Linked DNA regions of Homo sapiens: region 1 is linked to region 2. A link is an interaction called in ENCODE POLR2A ChIA-PET data of the cell type or tissue named here. Cell type or tissue: OCI-LY7. All regions are shown on one strand. Region 1 overlaps STAG1 (STAG1 cohesin complex component). Region 2 overlaps STAG1 (STAG1 cohesin complex component).

Region 1 (2,500 bases), 210 kb before region 2:
GAACTAGGTATTCTAAGGTTCTATGTTACTCTGATTCTGCTAAATTAACTCTATGAAACTCAAATGAGAACAGATAGCTGTCAACTTGTAAACCTTCCAGTATTCAAAGGAACACTGTTCCACTGTTAGTACCTAAAATAGTGCTTTGCATATAGTAGATATTTAATAAATAGTTACTCAATGAAATGTTGGTATACTTAATATGGATGTTTACCACAATCCTGGGGGCAACTTATAATGTGTTAATTTCATCAAACAATAAATAATTATTGGGTTTTTAAGAAATGATGCTAGGAGTTACTAATGTTCCTTTACTCCCTCAGATTTCTTGATTAGTATGTAAGAAAGTCTAGGGAATCAGCCATCTTAGGAGTTGGAGGCAAAGGATTCCTTTATAAAGGCTGAACACAAAGCAAATGTGTCTTATGTAAAATGATTACTTCCCAAAACATCTAAAGAGTAGTACATTTAATACCACAAATAAGTAAGCAATCAACTGATGAACTAATTAACAGTAGTATTTTAAGAGACACTGGAAATGTGAAACAACCAAGGCTTTCTTTTTTTTTTTTTTTTTTGAGACAGAGTTTTGCTTTTATCGCCCAGGCTGGAGTGCAGTGGCGCTATCTCGGCTCATTGCAACCTCTGCCTCCTGGGTTCAAGCGATTCTCCTACCTCAGCCTCCCAAAAAGCTGGGATTACAGGTGCCCACTGCCACGCCCAGCTACTATTTTTTTTCTTGTATTTTTAGTAGAGACAGGGTTTCGCCATGTTGACCAGGCTGGTCTCGAACTCCTGACCTTAGGTGATCTACCCGTCTTGGCCTCCCAAAGTGCTGGGATTAGAGGCATGAGCCACCACGCCTGGCCAGGCTTTCTTTATTGTTATTATTTTTTCCCAATGGGGATGGACTAAAGACCTTCTTTAGCAATAAAGTTTGGCCTAGATTTGGATGCAAACTAAATATTATTTGAGTGCTCAAGAAAGTTAATTTAATTGTAACTATATTCCACTGAGAGAATTATACATACTGACAGATTTGGGTAAATAAGCACAGATATTGTATACTTAACAAAGTTAGTTAATCTCTTATAGTAAATCCTTTGAACAGTTGGGAAGATAATTTAGGTTCCTGAAAATTTCAGAACTCAGTGCTTTTATTCATCCACTTCATGATGTTGGCCTGTTACTATACTTCATTTCATTTAAGTAGTGGGAATTATGATTCCCAAGACTGTGATTTTGCTCAAGTTGAGGAAGGCTGCCATTACTGGGTCATGTGATAGTAAGTATCTATACATTTTCAGGGTGTTACATCAAGATTTTGAAATTAGTTCAGGATTTGCCAATTTAAGACTCCAATAGTAAGAAAACAAAGAAGTCTCATAGAGTTAGCTTTACTCTTAATGCCCCTTAAAGAACAATAGATAATATTCAAGAGAAAAAGAAAAAGAAATATAAAAAGATTTGGAATAGGGCAAATTATAAGAGCTTGCTCTAAATAGGTGAAAATTAGCACACTTACTATGAATTCTTTTAAAATATATCACTGACTGCTTTTTAATTTGAAAAAAGTTACATTCCTCATATTATGGATACTGTCACTTCTCATCTGCTATAATAGCTGTAATTCATTATGAAAAAAAGTAAATATGCTTAACTTACTTCATTTTATCTGGGCCAGAATACAATAATAATAAAAGTTAACATTTATCCACACTTACTACTTGCCAGGCACTAATCTAAATTTTTCACAGATTAACAACTGATCCTTACAACTGTGATAGGTATTGGTATTATCACCCCCACTTTATGTATAAAGAAACAGGCACGGCCAGGCGCGGTGGCTCACGCCTGTAATCCCAGCACTTTGGGAGGCCGAGGTGGGCGGATCACGAGGTCAGGAGATCGAGACCATCCTGGCCAACACGGTGAAACCCCGTCTCTACTAAAAATACAAAAAATTAGCTGAGCGTGGTGGCAGGCGCCTGTAGTCCTAGCTACTCGGGAGGCTGAGGCAGGAGAATGGCATGAACCTAGGAGGCAGAGCTTGCAGTGAGCCGAGATCGCACCACTGCACTCCAGCCTGGGCAACAGTGCAAGACTCCGTCTCAAAAAAAAAAAAAAAAAAAGAAACAGAAACAGTCACAGAGATGTTAAGCAACAGGCCCAAAGACACAGAGCCATTAAGTAGCAAAGTGAAATAACAAAAGCAGTCTGCCTCCAGACTGTGGTCTTAACCAGTATGCTATAATGACTCTTTAATATGATAAAATTAATATGTGGCAACTTGCAGAGACAGGCAGCATTATGAAAGTAAGAAATTTGGCTGGGTGTGGTGGCTCATGCCTGTAATCTTAGCACTTTGGGAGGCTGAGGTGAGTGGATCACCTGAGGTCAGGAGCTCGAGACCAGCCTGGCCAACATGGCAAAACCCCATCTCTACTAAAAATACAAAAACTGCCGGGTGTGGTGGCACATGTCTGTAGTCCTAGCTACT
Region 2 (2,500 bases):
GTATTAATTCTATTCAAGTATTTATATTTGCTTAGTTCCACAAAATTTTACTCCTTAACTTCATTACAGTATTTCTGTCTTTCAATGTGTTCTCCCCATCTTTGTCATGAAGTTTCATTTTAATCAATAGTATATGTGTCCTCTCATCTAATGTCTCAGTATCATTTGTTTATAATTACAATCCTTATACATTCTTTGGCCATTTTAATACTTCTTGAAACTTTCAAGCTTCTCAGTCAATGAATATTAGAAAATTATTAAAACACTTTTATCCATTCTATTAATAGCTCAGAAATGCATACAAGCCCTATTACAGTTACTATGTAACTGTCAGTTCTAACACTTACAAGTTAACAGGTAGAATTTAAATAAACCCACAGCTGCTTTCCTCTTTCCTTGGTATAGTCATAGAGTAAAACTCAAGCCCAGCTTGAGAATTCCTCTCCATTTGATGATACGAAGCGATTTGGCATGTAACTCATCTATAATTCGGAGGCTAGAAGAAACCAATGTCACTATAAAAGTCCATACTTTTCTTTGACACTAAAACAAAGCTTACTAACCCTAAGGGACAGAGAATGTCTGATCACAATTTCTAAGACACCTACCTCTTGCCCAATCATATTTAAATGGACAAAATTAGTTTCACCTTCAAAGTCAGTTGTCAAAAGCAAACAGAAGACCAAATTGTCTCACTAAGTATACTTAATTTATAGGTTAACAAGAGTTCCTTATTCACATAAGCTGTTGTTATCACTACACTAAGACCAAAGAAAGTTTGCTTAGTGTTAATCAACAGTTTTTAATTGTATATTAATAGATCATTTGATTGGTATAAACTATTTCTTCTTCCAAGACTAGAAAGTCCATGAAGGTAAGGGTCAGGTGAGTTTAATTAATATTGTAGCCCTGCGCCTAACCCAATTAGCTTGGAATTTTTGTTGAATGAATAAACGACAGTCCGACTTTTTTTTTGAGACAGAGTCTCACTCCCGTTGCCCAGGCTGGAGTGCAATGGCACAATCACAGCTCACTGCAGCCTTGACTTCCCGGGCTCAGGTGATTTTCCCAACTCAGCCTCCTGAGTAGCTGGGACTACAGACACATGCCACCACACCTGGCTACTTTTTGTATTTTGGTTGAGATGGGGTTTTGCCATGTTGCCCAGGCTAGTCTCGAACTCCTGGCTCAAGAGATCTGCCTGCTTCAGCCTCCCAAAGTACTGGGCTTACAGGACTGAGCCATCATGTCCAGCCCTATAGTCCAACTTTTATAGTTGATATCTAGGTGTACAAAATGAAAATGCCAATGGATTACAGAAATTAACAAGCTCTTACTCATAACTACTAAAGCAAAAAATATCACTTAGACTACACAGCTTGAAAGTTCCAAAATTCAACATGTATTTAATGTCACAGATCTAAAAGTCAGGATGTCCAAACTACTCTCATAGCCATCCTCCAATACCTATATTCACACAAACTTTCAGTGAACGCTACCAAGTCAAACAACTAGGGACCACCTTAGATTACTTCCTCTTTCTCATCTTTCCTAATCATTCCAGAGCCTGAATATTTGCACAATCTGTCACTTCCTCTCCATTCTCACTGACCTTCTATAAATTTGAACTTTCTACTTTGGGAGGCTGAGGCAGGTGGATCACGAGGTCAGGAGATTGAGACCATCCTGGCTAACACGGTAAAACCCTGTCTCTACTGAAAATACAAAACTGCGGGCGCCTGCAGTCCCAGCTGCTCAGGAGGCTGAGGCAGAAGAATGGCATGAATCCGGGAGGTGGAGCTTGTAGTGAGCCGAGACCGCACCACTGCACTCCAGCCTGGGCGACAGAGCAAGACTCCATCTCAATAAATAAATAAATAAATAAATAAATAAATAAATAAATAAATAAATAAATAAGAACTTTCTTTAGTTCCCTAATGGATCAGTGTTTAAAAAAAAAAAGCCTTTGGTCTGATTCCAGCCTTACCTGCCCACCAAATCATCATCTAAATTGCTCCCAGAAAGGCATTTCTAAAAATGAAAATACAAACAAGTAATTTTCTTTCTAAAATACCATCAATTTTACAAAAAGTATTCAATGGTCAGAATGTAGTTTCTCTCAGCTCCATTTTTACAAGGGCATCTACTGTCCTCTATGGTCGGATAACAGATTTTATCTTTGCATTTCCTGTTTCTAAATTAAGAAACGTCTTCTGCTACTGCCTACTAAACTCCTACTCCTGGTGAAGATGCTGTGAACACTGTTGAAATGGCAACAAAGGATTCTGAATATTACATAAATTTATATGATAAAGCAGTGACAGGGTTTGAGAGGACTTCCTCCAATTTTGAAATAGTTCTGTGGTAAAATGCTATCAAACAGCATTGCATGCTACAGAGAAATCTTTCATGAAAGGAAGAGTCAACTGATGCAGAAACTTCATTGTTGTCTTGTTTTAGGAAACTACCACAGCCACTTGATCAGTCGGCAGCTATCAAC

The links. ChIA-PET counts read pairs that join two places held together with the same protein. Peaks named below come from ENCODE experiments on the same cell type or tissue, not always from the same donor. Only the 100,000 strongest peaks of a DNase experiment are listed, where the experiment ranks them.
Region 1: POLR2A ChIA-PET joins it to region 2 with 6 read pairs; 4 of 35 experiments call an interaction of 5 or more read pairs at or near these places.

Annotation. Positions count from the first base shown.
Region 1 is chr3:136,381,842-136,384,341 of GRCh38, forward strand. All of the region lies in intron 22 of STAG1 (STAG1 cohesin complex component), which reads right to left. Among named protein-coding and RNA genes, the nearest start is that of PCCB, 130 kb to the left of the region's middle. In OCI-LY7, no CTCF peak of the experiment used is centred here; no DNase peak of the experiment used is centred here.
Region 2 is chr3:136,593,813-136,596,312 of GRCh38, forward strand. All of the region lies in intron 4 of STAG1 (STAG1 cohesin complex component), which reads right to left. Among named protein-coding and RNA genes, the nearest start is that of STAG1, 160 kb to the right of the region's middle. In OCI-LY7, no CTCF peak of the experiment used is centred here; no DNase peak of the experiment used is centred here; H3K27ac peaks cover 498 bases.